Linked DNA regions of Mus musculus: regions 2 and 3 are each linked to region 1. Evidence: chromatin loops called from intact Hi-C (ENCODE). Cell type or tissue: left cerebral cortex. All regions are shown on one strand. Region 1 holds the start of Itfg1 (integrin alpha FG-GAP repeat containing 1). Region 2 overlaps Lonp2 (lon peptidase 2, peroxisomal). Region 3 has its middle 20 kb from the start of Abcc12.

What was found. Hi-C counts contacts between places; a loop is a spot of excess contacts. Peaks named below come from ENCODE experiments on the same cell type or tissue, not always from the same donor. Only the 100,000 strongest peaks of a DNase experiment are listed, where the experiment ranks them.
Region 2: it touches region 1 in a loop (6-fold over the local background); 2 of 42 quality-filtered maps call a loop at or near these places.
Region 3: it touches region 1 in a loop (2.8-fold over the local background); 2 of 42 quality-filtered maps call a loop at or near these places.

Annotation. Positions count from the first base shown.
Region 1 is chr8:85,838,599-85,843,598 of GRCm38, reverse strand. It overlaps Itfg1 (integrin alpha FG-GAP repeat containing 1), which reads left to right and starts at 2,650. Exons shown (of 18, transcript NM_028007.3): 1 at 2,650-3,065; 2 at 4,599-4,671. The coding sequence starts at 2,861. Phkb (phosphorylase kinase beta) reads right to left here and starts at 2,611. Exons shown (of 32, transcript NM_199446.2): 1 at 2,496-2,611; 2 at 487-595. The coding sequence starts at 538. In left cerebral cortex, a CTCF peak has its summit at 2,468; DNase peaks (open chromatin) are centred at 2,004, 2,696 and 3,437; H3K4me3 peaks cover 2,218 bases; H3K27ac peaks cover 1,636 bases.
Region 2 is chr8:86,707,685-86,712,684 of GRCm38, reverse strand. It overlaps Lonp2 (lon peptidase 2, peroxisomal), which reads right to left. Exons shown (of 15, transcript NM_025827.3): 12 at 3,610-3,752. Among named protein-coding and RNA genes, the nearest start is that of Gm10638, 36 kb to the left of the region's middle. In left cerebral cortex, no CTCF peak of the experiment used is centred here; DNase peaks (open chromatin) are centred at 564, 1,991, 2,226, 4,690 and 1 more place; H3K27ac peaks cover 4,141 bases.
Region 3 is chr8:86,583,658-86,588,657 of GRCm38, reverse strand. No RefSeq gene overlaps it. Among named protein-coding and RNA genes, the nearest start is that of Abcc12, 20 kb to the right of the region's middle. In left cerebral cortex, CTCF peaks have their summits at 1,848 (motif pointing left), 2,800 and 3,373 (motif pointing right); DNase peaks (open chromatin) are centred at 1,847, 2,444, 2,844 and 3,377; H3K4me3 peaks cover 598 bases; H3K27ac peaks cover 804 bases.

The DNA.
Region 1 (5,000 bases):
AAATTGCTAATGGGGGTATAAACTAATAAAACCACTTTGAAAATAGGGCTTAAGGACTGTCAAAAACCTAAAAATAAACATACCATCTGGGCATGTACCCAGAGGAATTTATACCATATTACAGAGGCATTTGCACATTCATGTACACTATAGCTCAATTTACAATACCTAAAAAATGGGCAAAAATCATTTTAAAAATTAACTGGACTTGTCAGTTTGACAGTTGCAGTTCCTAAGCACTAATGCCGGCTTTTGGTCAAATAGCTTGTAATTGTCCTGAGAGGCCTCCACCCTTTGCCTTCCTGGGGTACCACAAGATACATTCAAAACTCAATGGGCACAAGCTAACTTGAACTGAAATGGTACACACAGTTGGGTCCACCAAAGGGGACATAAAAGAAACAAAAAATACCATATAGTAACATTAACCTTGAAAACAACAAATATAAAATTGTCGGTTGACCCTTTTGGGGTCTATACACTTACCAGACCTTAACAAAGCAGGTGAAGAGAAGGCTGCATCAGGTGAGTTGGCCATTTCAAACTGTTGATTCTTATCATAAGCGTTGCACGCTAAACTACACCAATTTTAAAACTGTTTAGTGAAGGTTAGAAGCAATCAGCATTAGATTAATGTATGAGCAGTTATTAGCATGATGCAATGTGCAAAAGACAATTAAAGATCATTATATAATTTTAGTTTGTCTTTTATGACTCAAGAATTTGATTTCCTTTATTTGGTAAATTAAGTTTGCATACATGAAAAGACAGAAACATAATATCCACTTACTAAGACACATTCAATTAATAGTATCCTTTATTGTTCTTTAAGTTGTTAATGCTACTATGTAACAATGCTTATAACTCCAAAGAGGAGCCTGTCCCAGAAACAGGTCAATTCATGTTTCAAACAAGGCTGTTTACACAGTTAAAAGTTGTAAACAGAATCAAGTTAACACTTTATAATAAGCAGGAAGTAAATAATATGGCTCAAGGTTTAGTGTCTGTATTTTTCGGAATCAAAAATAGTAGAAACTGCAAACATAACTACTAAGATTTGCCTCAACTACTATCTTTTTTTTTTTCCACTTCTATCTGCACTTTACTCTTATGTAAACATACAGTAAATTTGGATAGTATCTACTATGGCTGAGACTAGGTTTAAGAAACTGCATTCAACAATAGTTAAGCAGAATTTACCCTATTAAGAAAAATACGGTTTTCAACACTTGCTGTTGTGACATATATTTGAGTAAAATAAAGACTTGAAGAGAAAATAGACCCTATAGGATTACTATGTTGCAAAACTGTGTTGCAAAAATACATGTTGGGGGTTGAGAGGACGGTTAAAGACCCTGGCAAAAGACTAGTTATTCTCTTTGCCCAGAACAACCTAATAGCACTTTTTCTATTCCCACAGCAACAGTGTTAATAACCAACTCAAAATTTCTATATGACACAATAAAAGAAAATATAAGCAACAAATATCCCTACAACTGTTTCAAATAATTCTACTGACTCTGAACTTGAGTCAACTGCTTTCTAAAAATTTCTCTTACTTTTCATGTGTTTGTTCCATTACAACCCTAAGTCCTAAGTAAATAAACACACAAAAATTTTAAGATTTCAAATGGAATGAAATTGGCAATACTTTAACAAATACAGTACTTTTCTACAATCTTTCGTCAATCTTTGACAAGGGAAAGGTTCTTGGTTGAACATTTCTTGTCCCCCACCTCTCGTGTTTAAGGACACATTTTTTCCCCCAAGATTGTATCCAATTTCAAAAGTGGCAGTTTCACTGCTGGCTCTCTGGAAAGTTATTAATCAGGAGTACTAACTTTTAAAACGCCAGTGTGACTTTGCAATTTGAACAAGTCAGTTCAGGACACTCGGACTGCTGGCTTTTTAATCTCCGTGGTTGGGAACCACAACTAGAAGCTACAGGTGGTGGGACCATTTGGCTAGGGAAGGGGCCAATTTCATTCTGAGTCATAACTGTACACTAACTTAACTTGTGGCACAAACCGTCTTCCTCAATTTCTGACACACAGAACTGGCTGCAGCTAAAAATTACTGAGGAATGTGAAGGGGGCATATGAGACAAAAGTAGTCGCCAGCTCTTTAGGACCTCACTAAAAATGGAGGTCTACTTTTTGCAGAGCAAGAGCGTTCAGGTTCCAAAGAACTTGTCACTAGCTGACTTACTCGGCAAAGTTTCTGGAGAAGTCAGCTTATCACTAACTTTGGAGAGGAAATAACTTGGGGGAGAAAGACAGACGTTATCTAAATGGGGGAAGTGCAGGGATTGGGGAATGGGGACCAAGATGGACAAGAGCAGGGCAGCAAGAGAAACCTATTGCTTTCTGGAGCCAACTTAAGGAAGCAAGTTGATCCCCAGGACAGATCCCACCTGCCTCCCTCCAGGGGACTTGCGGAGGAGCACCACCCCCTGTACCCAGGAGGGGGAAGGTTGTGGTCACAGGCAGTCAAACCTGAGCGCTTGGCCCGGGCTCTTCGTTCCAAGAGCTTCCAGCTTACTTCAGCCATGAGTCCCTCAGCCCCCGCCATCGCACAGTGCCCACCACCCCAGCTGCCAGTCAGCGAGGCCGGCCCGGCCCCGCCCCCTCGCGCGACACTGTCGGGAGGCACGACAGCCGGAAGTGAGTTCCCGGGCAGACGCCGCCCTAGCTCCTCGGCGTCTTGGTCGTCGGAGAAACAGCCCCAGGGCAGCGTGAGAGTGCAGCGAGGGGCTGCCCGTGAGGCCGCACCCCGAGTCTTTTCTCGGTCGGCCGGTCAGTCGCACGGTGCTTTGCGGCTGCCGTCAAGCGCGGCGGAGGCCGGCCGGGCCGAAGGCGCCATGGCGGCAGGCCGGCTTCCTAGCGCCAGGGCGGTGCTGGCCCCGCTGTTCTTGGGGCTCGCGCTGCTGAGCGTTGGGCCTGCCCCGGCGCGGGCTCTGCACAACGTCACGGCCGAGCTCTTTGGGGCTGAGGCCTGGGGCACCCTGGCGGCCTTCGGTGACCTCAACTCCGACAAACAGACGGACCTCTTCGTGCTGCGGGAAAGTCAGTGCTTGCCGGCCCTCCTCTGTCTGCCCCTCCCGGTGTACCCACGCCCCCTGATTCCTGTTACCCTACCTCTTGCATTTCCCAGTCTTCTGGCTCTCCCTTTATCTTCAGCACAGGGACAGCTTTCCCCTGTTTTTATCAACCCTCGGTCCTAACTCAGTAACCCCGCGGCTTGACCATCAGCCCAACCCTTAAGAACACACCAACCTCCCTTCATCTAGAAACCTCTAGCCTTCATATGGCGAATGATCACCTGCCTGCCAAAGGTCTTCCAGATTTCTAAGAACCTTGGTTTCTGGTCTAAGCATTTGCTTTCCCGTCTTTTTTCCAATCTTCCACCCCCTTTGATGAGAAAACATGCAAGCTGACAGTTTCTTGTGAGAGATGTTCTGCCTTCACCTCCTACTAATTCTGCCCTTCCTTGTGTTAAGATCTTTAAAGGCACTGTGCCTTCCTCAGGCACCAAATTCTCCACCACTCACACCAGCCTCTGTTGTTGTTAACTGCTGATAAACGCAGTGCCTCCTTGGTCATACATTCTCAAACTTCAGACTTCTCCAGCATAAGGTGCCTTAGCTTAGTGTACATCTGGCCCCTCCTCATCTTGAGTACTGCTATAGTCTTCATCCAACTTGCCATTGAAAGTTCATTAACCACATTAAGCCTTAAAAGAAAAAATGTCTGATGCTGACCAAGTGCATCGGTTGGTGGTTAAGGACCAAGGCCATGAATAAAGTTTAAAGCCCCTACAAAGCTGACTGGCAGGATCCTGACAAGGTCTTTTGAGTGCTCTTTCCAGGACCCCAGAACCTCTTATAAGACCTGGATGGTTTTTCCTCTATTTGAATGATTACCCACATTGCAAGAATACTCAAAGTCTGTAGCTAATCTATCCAAACTAGATACAGAGACATTGAAGATATCCTGTGCTTGATTAAGCGTTTCTGAAAGTCTGTCCCAATGAACATTAATTGACCCATCCATGTGGAAGCAAAGGGGGAAGTGTGGAGGGCTCTGCTTTTTCTGCTTATGTGTTGACTTATATCCTTGTAACTTGTGAGTAGATGTTTTAGTAGGAATTCCTGGATCCTTGGTATGATGATAACAGCCTATGAGGGAGACCTGATTGGATGTGGAAAACACAAGACTTAACAGTAGCACAGTATAAATAAGGGTGTGTGTGGGGGGGGGGGGGTGTTTTCTGTATTGCTGCAGATCAAACTTGGGTCTCATACTCAGTATACAACAGTATAGTTTAAGGTGTGCTCTTTATATGGATGCTTCTTTTGAATTATGCCACCTGGCCCTTAATTGAATCCCATGGCGTCACATTGCCTTGAACAAGTATCCTTTTCCATACTTTTCTTTTCCATGTTCCATTAGATTTGTATGAGTATTCTTGGCAGTGCTGTCTGACTAGGTCAGAGTAAAAGCTTTCTTATAGAAACAGTACCCAGGAAGTTTTTAAGCACTGATCGAATGATTTTCCAAAAACCATTTTTTCTAAAATAACTTATTTGTTTCTTTTAGGAAATGACTTAATTGTCTTCTTGGCAGATCAGAGTGCACCCTATTTTAAACCCAAGGTAAAGGTATCCCTGAAGTAAGTATATAATATTCTTCTTATTATATGAATATGCAGTCGTGTGGGTTGTATTTGAGATCAGTCGTGTTCAGCTGTGGTTTGTGACACAAAATTCCTAGTTCTGAGGTCTGCGTAGAAAACAGTGTTTTGAAACTAAATAAATTAATTAATTAAACCTGGGAGGCCTGGTGAGTTGGCACCTAAATCCAAGTCTCATAACCTAAGGTAGATACCCAGAATCCTCATGGTGGAAGAAGAAAACCGACTTCTATAAACTGTCCTCTCACCTCCATTTACACACTGTGGTATCAGCCTGAACACACACATACCCCACTAACATACAATTA
Region 2 (5,000 bases), 870 kb before region 1:
GTCAGGTGCCTGGCTTCACTATGGAATAGCAAAGACTGGCCGCTTCCTGGGAGCGAGCTGGGTGCTCTAGCAGCTGTGTGCAGTGGAAACCATGACATCAGTGAAGCCACTGGGTAGGTGGCCAACTTTAAGAGTTCATTTTGACCTTTAATTTCACAGGTAGATGGCAGTTTAGCTAGCTTTCAGCATCAGCCCAGCTCACCCCACACACTTCCCTCTAGCACTGGCACCTGCTCAGTTCTATATTTGAAAAAGAAAAGATAAATATGTAGGTCAGTGCTGTTTAAAAACAACACAAATAGATGAGAGTGTTTACAATGAAAAGAATTAATATTGAGTCAATTTTCTTATTCTTTTCATTACCTGGCTTCTTTCCAGAGCTGGATGGACTAACCCTAAAGAAGAATCTTCAGAATGTCAAGTCATGTTTAACAGAATAAGCCATTTGTTGCACTTTTATTAGCTGCTAATCACATTGTTACAGTTGAATCCTCAGAACTATTAACTATGTTGCTTCAAGAAACCAGGCAAGGGGCTGGAGCAGTGGCCTAGTAGTCAAGCTCACTTCTTGTAGAAGATCCAGGGTCAGCTACTAGTACTCACCTAGTGGCCCAGCCAGCTGCCTGTTAACTCCAGTTTTAGGGGAATCTCATTCCTTCTGGCCTCCATGGGTACCAAGTGTGCAAGTGGTGTATATGTGTGTGTGTGTATACATACATACACACACACACACACACACACACACACATATATCTATGGTGTATATTTTTTTTCCAGAGGAAACACGCATATATATAAAATTTAAAAAGAAACCAGGCTGGGAGGATGATACAGTGGGTAAAAGAACTTGCCCCACAAATCTGATGACCCGAGTTCAGTCCCAGGCTCAAGTGAAAAGCTGAGTATGGCAGTGTGAATCTCACCCCAGCATTCCTACAGGAAATGGGAGGCAAAGGAGGAGAAGCTCACAGACCAGCTGGCCTGATGTGTGGTGTCAAAACCAAGAAGGACCCTGCCTCAAAAACAAGGTGACTCAACTAAACAACTTAAAGCCCTGGTTACCCACCAGCACTTACTAACTTCCCATTTCGATTACTGATTTGTGGAGTCACCAGTTTTAGATGGTCTTCTTAGGGCTAGAAAGATGGCCCAGCTGGTAATAAAGGTGCTTGCTGCCAAGCCTGATGACCTAACTTTGATCCACAGAGGAGCCCATATGGTGAAAAGAGAGACCTGATTCCTGAAATCGCCCTCTGACCTCCACATGCATACTGTGGTATGTGCCTGTGTGCACACACAAAACAGACACAAACCTTTTCAGAATGTTTCTCTCACTCACTCTGTATCAAATTAAAATAAAAGTATGTCAAGTTCACCGTCTTCTAAGGCTTTGTGCCTTAGGCAAGGAGTGCACCACTGACCTCTAACCCCAGCCCGCAAGTTACTTTGTTACTTCCCACTCACACACCAGCGAGGCTAACCTGTAGACTGGGGAAAAGCTTAGTGAATACTCACTCCACAGGGTCTCTTAGTGCTTACATTTTTTTTTTTAAGAAAAAACTGGAAACGTTTGTATATGTTTACATGTACCTGCATGCCATGGCACATGTGTGGAGGTCAGAGGACAACTTTGTGGCCTTCTGCCATGTGGGTTCTGGGAACTGAACCCTGCCTGGATCTCAGACATGGATCTCAATCTTTATCTTGCCGAGTTGTTTTTCTAGCCCTATTGGTTTTAACACTTCGAAGATCAACACTTAAGGAACATTTGCATATCTAATTGTAGCCAAGTTTATATTTGCTTTTACATTACATGACTGAAACAGTGGTATGTTCAAATGTGCAGAGTTCTCTGTGACCTTTTTAGTCTAGGGGAAGACTTATGGACCCACCAAGATTTTACATTCACGTTACTGTCCCTGGCATCCTAGTCAGGCTCTGGCAAGCCTTACAGGGATATGACTGCGAGTATGCTCCAGGGCTGACAGTGCACCTCAAGGGAAAGGACATTGGTCACAAGAGCACAGCCACAAGGGCCAGACTGCAGGGAGCCTGGAGAGGCAAGGCCCTTGTCTAGGGAGAGGATGTAGGCTTGAAAACAAGAGAGTGGGGTTTGCAAACTACCTAAGTTGGTAGAAGTATTCACATGTAATAGCTAAGATGCTGTAAAGAGAATCAGATGATATCAGAGAGTGCTGCTAAGACATGTTTACAATTCCTCCTTTTTGTTCTTCCTGCTACATCTCTGTCAGAGCTCCTGCAATGGCAAAAATGCATCCGAATCCAGAATCTGCTGAGAAGGTTATATAATGTGTAACGTGTATCAAGCCTTTGTTTTAATATAGTTTAAGTGCTCAGATTGCTGCTGGGATGAGCTTTTTTTTGTTTTTGTGTTTTGTTTTTTGAGACAGGATTTCTCTGTGTAGCCCTGGCTGTCCTGGAACTCACTCTGTAGACCAGGCTGGCCTCGAACTCAGAAATCCGCCTGCCTCTGCCTCCCGAGTGCTGGGATTAAAGGCGTGTGCCACCACTGCCCTGGAATGAGCTATCTATGGAAAGTCTAGAGAAAGAGGCCATGACACTTGGGATCAGAATCGCTGTCTTCATTATGAACTAACAAGCGAGAAAGCACATCAACTTCTTTTCTCAACCAAAATTAAGCTCAGTTTTTTAAAAATTCAAATTCATAGTATCTTAAGAATGTAAACAACCCCAATAACACCTTGGGTTGTATGGTTCACGTTGAGATTCACTGCGAGAATAAACAAGGACTGTTCTGGCAACTGGGAGCTTTGTGGGGAGCCAGTCCAGAACGTAATACAAGGCCGCTGCGGATGAGTTTGGGGAGTCTTTCTTCTCCCTTGTTGTAAGCCCTTGGGAAAAACTATCGTCACTGGTAATGATTTGGAATTTTTGCTGGAGACACTGCCTTATACACAATTTAACAGCCCTCATAGACATCTTTACAGATCTTTCCTAGGAATTTACCTGTGAATCACCTCACCATCTAAATACCACAAATACCTTCAGCACCCTATTTTATAAGCTACTTCCATCTGCTGCTTTAGCTCATACTGGCTTTCTGGTCTTTGGTGACGTAGGAAAGGGAAAAGCAGAAAAAAACAGTAACAGAAATAGAGCAGCATATAGTTTAACCCTTGATGGTTATCTACCAGGTTGGAACTGGTAGTAGTCTGTGTTTTTCAAGTAGTTGGGATCAGGGCTGATTTGCTGCCTCCTTTCTAAGCCCTCGGTGGGCAAGACAACAGGACATCCTTGATTGAAATGCATACGATAAAAGACAGAACTCTTCTGCGTACGCAAATCAATGAGCATGAGCACTCATGAAGTGGAGGGATGACTGGAAAATCATTGAGCACTCATGAAGTGGAGGGATGACTCAGGGTCAAGCCAGCATGGGTGCCCATAAGAGGTCATGACTTGGGTCACTTCCATTCAAGAGCCACACTATCACATTAAGTACCTAAGTGTAACACTACACAGGGAAATTTTCCATTAAATTTTCCAGAACTTAGCTTCAGAGACCCCAGCTCTAGCTGTCCGACATCAAGCAAGCACCAGTGTAAACATAGATATGAGAATCATCACCTCCAGCTCATACAGTGGTGGCCCCAGGATGTCTTTCAGGGCATGGGAGTCGATCAGAATTGGCATTTCAGGTGGCAGGGCCAAGTCTGCAGTGTCACTGATGGATTCAGGTTTTGCATCTTCCAGCACATGTTCTTTGCAACCTAAGAGAAACATTTATTTAGAAGTTCCAAGAGAGCTGTTGGTTTGGAAATTCATTACTAGTAAAGAGAAATGGGAGGCACAGTGAATGCCACCAGATTAGTCCTTTGTGTTTACAGGCACAGACCTTTTACCTGTACACAGGCAGAGGAACTGGTCTTTCAAAGCCCTTAGGGAGTATTTGCCCATCACCCACATGATAGCTCACAACTTTCTGTAACCCCAGTTCCAGAGGGTCTGATGCTTCTTCTAGCCTCCTCAAGTGCCAGGAACATATGGGGTGCACAGACATTCATGGAGGCAAAAAAGGCAAAACATCCATGAACACAAAAAACTAAGTAAATGACCCCGCCTCAAACCTCTATGGTGCTGGTGAGATGGCTTACTAGGTAAAGGCATCCGCAGCCAAGCCGGACAAGTTTGGTTCCCAGTCCCCACATGGTTGAACAAGATGACCAACTCCCTTAAATGAAGTAGTCCTCTGACTCCTATGTGCATGCACACATATATGCCCACACAGAGATTTTAAATTAATATACTCATTTTAGACAAGACTCTCACTATGTATCTCTGGCTGGTGTGGAATTTGCTATATAGACTAGGTGGGCCTCAAACTAAAAGAGAACTGCCCTTTCTGCATGCTGAGAACATGGTATGTACTACCATGGTAGGCATAAAAACGTTTAAAAACTGTAGAAAACTGTGCCTCTCTTTGTCTCATAGCTAGCGTGCTGATAAGTTTTTGTCTACTTCACACAAACTAGAGTCACCTGGGAGGAGGAAACCGCAAGTGAGAAATTGCCTGCATCTGATTGGCTTGTGGGCATGTCTGTGGTTTTGTTTTCTTGATAAAAGACTGATGTGGGAGAGTCCATCCTGCTGTGGGTGGGTGCCACCCCCCACATGCCATCCAGGTAGCCATGGATTATGTAAGAAAACAAGCTGAGTGAGTGAGCCCAGTTCCCCATGGTATCTGTGTCAGTTCCACCCCCAGCTTCCTGCTGGAGCACCTGCTCCAGTTCCCCTTGATGATGGACTGTGACGTGGAAGTATAAACCAAATAAGCCCTCTCCTCCCTCAAGTTGAATTTGGTCATGGTGTTTATCACAGCAACAGAAAGCAGACTAAAACTCTAGTCTTGTTTTCCCTTGGGCTTGTCTGGTCTGCTATCTTACAATGTACTTAAACTGTTTCCTCTTTTATGACCCCTTTCATACTCCCAGTGAAAGTGGTTATTGTGTACACTAATA
Region 3 (5,000 bases), 750 kb before region 1:
CTGGGTCTTTGGAGATCCATAATAGGTTAACAAAGTGTTCTGGGGTCACAGGTTCCCGCAATGTGTATTTTAAGTGAGTATGGGGTGAAAGTATACTCACTGTGCAATGTCCCTCTGACCACATAGCCAACAGCGTGGCCATGTGTCGGTTTGGCTGTGGTTGGTTAAATACCCAGTGGCTGAGAGCCAGCAGGTCCACAGGGCCTGGGCAGAAGTTGATTTTCTTTTTTTAAGAACAAGATGTATGTCTTTGCGGCTCCTTTACACATGGAAGATACAAGCTGTTCATTCAGGTGGTCCCAGCAGGAGGTTGCCGCATCCCTGGAATATCAGCTGACACCCAGAGGTGACACACTTCATCCTCAGTGGCACCATTGATGGTTCACATGTGATTTATTCATCCATTGCTAAGAAGTGGTGGGCCTTGGTGACTGCTGACCTAGGTTGTAAGAAGGCTGCTTATAGGGCTGGAGAGATGGTTCAGGAGGTTAAGAGCACTGACTGCTCTTCCAGAGGTCCTGAGTTCAATCCCCAGGAGCCACATGGTGGCTCACAACCACCTGTAATGGGATCTGATGATCTCTTCTGGTGAGTCTGAAGAGAGCAATAGTGTACTCATATAAAACAAACAAACAAACAAACAAACGAATGGCTGCTTATAGCGTTGGATACCTCTGGAAGCAGAGCCCCAGCCCTCTTCTCCTCTGTGTGATTGACAATGGCCATTGTGTGTGAAAGGTAGGAGGATACGGACTTTCCTGGTGAGGACTCAGAAAATGGAGAATCACTGGCTTCTTGCCCAACAGGCAAACCCTCCTTGGGGTATTAATTGGGACCCCTCTGGCTGTTGGATCCCAATTAATAACTGCATGGGATCTGCAGCACAGGCCTGGAGTACCCGTAGGTCACACAGGTTATTCCTTACCACCCAGTCAGGCAAGGTTAGAAAAGAGCCAGATGTGGAGGACGGTAGGCAGTTCTCTTGGATGCTGGGCTACTCAGGCTGATCTGTCCCACCTCACTGAGGTACCCTTGAAGACTGGGCAAGGTCATGTTATACAAGAACACTCTGCAAGCTACAATGTGCCCCCCACCAAAAAAAAAAAAAAAGCAAGGCATAGTTTGGTTAAAACAATGACAACGATGATGATGACGACGATGACAACGACAACAACAACAACAAACCCAGTCCATTAAAGTGGTCAGTACTCCAGCAAGCAATGCACTGGGCTCCATATTCTTTAGTGTGTCTCCATGTGACTCATTCTCTTCTCACTAGTCAGACACTGGGACATAATTAGGAAGTAAACAGGGATGTGTTTAGAGTAGGAGCAAGCAGGAGGAGTCTAGGCAGGCCAACCAGTGAAGCAGCTGAAGTCCAGCATCTTCACCATAGCATCTGCTTCCTTGGAACTCAATGCAGGGACTGCAGTTTTTCCACTGCAGATGGCAGTGGCTGCTGATGCTGCTGCCCTGCTGTTGCTGCTGCTTCTGCTGCTGCTGTTGCTGATGCCCTGTTGTTGTTGTTGTTGCTGTTGCTGTTGCTGTTGCTGTTGCTGTTGCTGCTGCTGTTGCTGCTGCTTCTGCTGCTGCTGTAGCTGTTGCTGCCTCTGCTGCTGCTGCTGCTGCTGCTGCTAGTGCAGTTCACTGTAAAGGAAGCAAAGGTGTGGATATGGGAAGACTGGAGCATTAAAACTGGTCTGATTTTGAGTGGTGGCTCAGTTGTTAACAGCACTGGCTGCTTTTTCAGAGAACCCGGGTTTAATTTCCAGCATTCACACGGCGGCTCATGTTACTCCAGTTTTAAGTGATCTGATGCCCTCTTCTGGCCTCTGCAGGCACCGGGCATGCATGTGATAAACAGATATACATGCAGGTGAAACATTCATACACCTAAAATAAAAACAAATACATCTGAGAGAGAGAGAAAGAGAAAGGGAGGGTGGCGTTCTGCTCCCCACAGTACACTGAGAGTAAGGGACATTCCTAGAGACAAAACGTTAATTGACCCCCAACCTTCATCTTCCCTTATTCTTCCTATTTAACTGGACACTGGGATAGCTACTGTCTAAAATATGTTCTTTATAAAAGTCTTCCCAGTAGCTATGGCTCATGGAATGGAATGGGGAAGTCCAGTAAAAGTTCTGGGTTGGAGCCAGTACAGAAAGAATGTTGATCTTGTAGACACCGTCTTACCTCTGGCTTTACTTCTGGCCACTTTCCACTTTCTGGCGGCACCAAATGACCACAAGCTCCAGGACCATGGCCTACCAAGTTCAGAAATTCTCAGTCAAGGTTTCAAAGTAGGGTATTTTCTCATTGGGTTAGCTCAGTCATATGCTCATCTCTGAACCAAGCATGTTAAGCTATTAGAAGTTGGATTTGCCAGGCCCAGTCACTCCTGTGTGGGAGGACAGGATCAGCTCCAAGTCACATGGACTGAATGGAGGGGTTCCCTCTCTAGAATCGCGAGGCTTTTGCTATGAGCAGGCTATGGATGCCGGCAGGCCCCTCAAGGGTGTTGGCAGATATTGAAATAGAAAAAGAAATGATTTTCAACTTCTAGGCAGAAGATCTCTAGGGGAAAAAATGTGTCAACGCATTTTTATTTGTTTTCAAATTGTGATCACCAAGTTCCTCAAAATTCCACAAGAAAAATGAATCCAGTAAGCTAATAGTCTCGCATAGTTTTTCACAGTAGGATAGAGCTGCCTTTAAATGATACCCTGCCTGGGGGTTTTGATCTCTGGAGACACGAAGTAAGCAGTAAACAAGTCAGCAGGCAGTTCCAGAGCAGTGCCAGGAGGTGTCGACAAAGAGCTGAGCTGAGCTTCCATAGAGCTCGCTTGCCCAGCGGACTTGCTGCAGATTCCCTAGAGCGGCAGCAAACAAACATTTACTTAGATAAGAAGGATGGGGTCGGAAGAACGTTCAGTGCAGAAGGAACAGTTTTGCCTGAGGGCGATGCGATCTCAGAACCGAAGAACACGGTCTACACCGAAGGCGGGGAAATGTTCTCATCTTCTTCCGCCCGGAGGCGTCTCCAGTGACACCTGTTTCTTTTTGTGGGGTATTTTTTGACTGTAAATCCTCATTCTCTCTCTCTCAATAGCTATTTTCCCTGTTACTTTTTTTTTTTTCTTCAATCTTTTATCCCCTTTCGTTACTTTCGGAGTCCCAAAGAGCAATCGAAGGGCCCTTCTAAGTGCCATCCTATCCGGCTTCTTCCAAGTCCAGAGTTGTTAATAGAAAATATCTGTCCCTCCCAGACCTATTTTGTGGCAATGGCCTTTGTACCAGAACGCCCTCCCCAAACAGCCATCATCCTTCAGGAGGGTCCTCATGTTTTACTCAAGCTGGCCAGCAGATGGCAGGTTCTTCCTAGTAATGCAGGAAGGCTCCGTAGACTCAAAACTGCAGTGATCTACACGGAATCCGGACAGAAAAACGCAGATCCCTGAGTCAGAGGATGGGAAAGAGGCTACTGCCACCGATCCACAGGACTCCACCTACCTCCCCAGCCCCGATCTCTTCCATCAATCTCTATTTCTGGGATTATTTTCAAAGTCAGCAGCAGCTAAATCACTCAGAGCAAATTTATTAAAGCCACTCTGCAGTGGCTGGTTTCAAACTCACTATGTGGTCCAAGCTGGCCTTGAACTTGTAGCTCCAGTTCTAACCTTTCATGTGGCTGGGTATATGTATGGGCCACTATGACTAACAGACAGTTCTCAGAACAAAAGCAGTTTCCACCTATGTGATACTCTGGTGCCAACTCTTCAGACTGTCAAATTCTTACATAGGGCTGGTGGCAAGAGCCTTTACTCACAGCACTTAGGAGGCAAAGGCAGGCAGATCTCTGAGTTTGAGGCTAGCCTGGTCTACAGAGTTCTAGGTCAGCGGGGGCTTGCCAGAAACAAAACAAAACAAAACAAAACTGACGTCCTAACACATTTTATACACATCCCCTTGTCTCATCTAGATAATTTGTGTTAGAAGCAACCTTACAGATTACCAGTCTGAGAGCTGACCTGTCTGTCGTCCATGTGCCTGTGGGCTAGAACAGAAAAAAATGTCATTATTTTTACTAATGGAAATTTAGCATTTTCCCTTTATCATAATGGAGGTAATCAAATACATCATATCCACGACCTTCACGAGGATGGCGGCATCAATGGGCGTTCTCAAATCTCATTTGGTTGCCCCAGTTTTCACAAACCTCACGTGTATTGATGCTTTGGACTCTTGGTGGTCATTAGACCTCCTTCTAGATTATGTTACTTAGAGCGTCAACACAGTAGATTATGTTTCATAATATCCTGCCTTGTTTTTAACATAGCACTCTTTTAGTTTAATTGGTTATCTGTAATTCTACATATCGTGTCTTGGACATTAAAAAAAAGGTTTTGAAAATACACTGGAGAATCAAAGAGGCCCACGGCATGGGAACAGATTAATAACAACATTTATCTGATATAAATAAATAACATTTATTCTGATAGAGGGATCCTCACTCTGGCAGGAGGGGTGTCTGGCTCAGAACCCCATCACTGGCTTTGAACAGACTTGTCTGCACTTTGATCTAAGACAGAAGAAGAAAGGACCAGAGGGACAGGCAAACATCCAATATGGGGGATGTAGCTCTAAGGACCCATGTCCTGCTCCAAGCTTCTTATTCTGTGTCAGCCACCCCTTGTGTCTGTAGCTGGGGGTTGGGCTGGGTGAGGTGAGGTGAGTGTCAGTCAGGGTTCCCTTCTCCAAGGCTAAATAAATAAATAAATAAATAAAGCCAGCCCCCAACTCTGCTCCATGGAGTACATTTTCCAGGGGGCTGCTTAGCCTGCTACTGGGAATTTGCAGACACTGGTCCAGGACCTGGCCTTTTTATGGATAGCGTATCTAGCAGTTGACAAATCTTTTACTTCAGCCATCTTTGGGTTTAGTATTTTTTTAATATTTATTTATTTATTTATTTATTTATTTATTATATGTAAGTACAC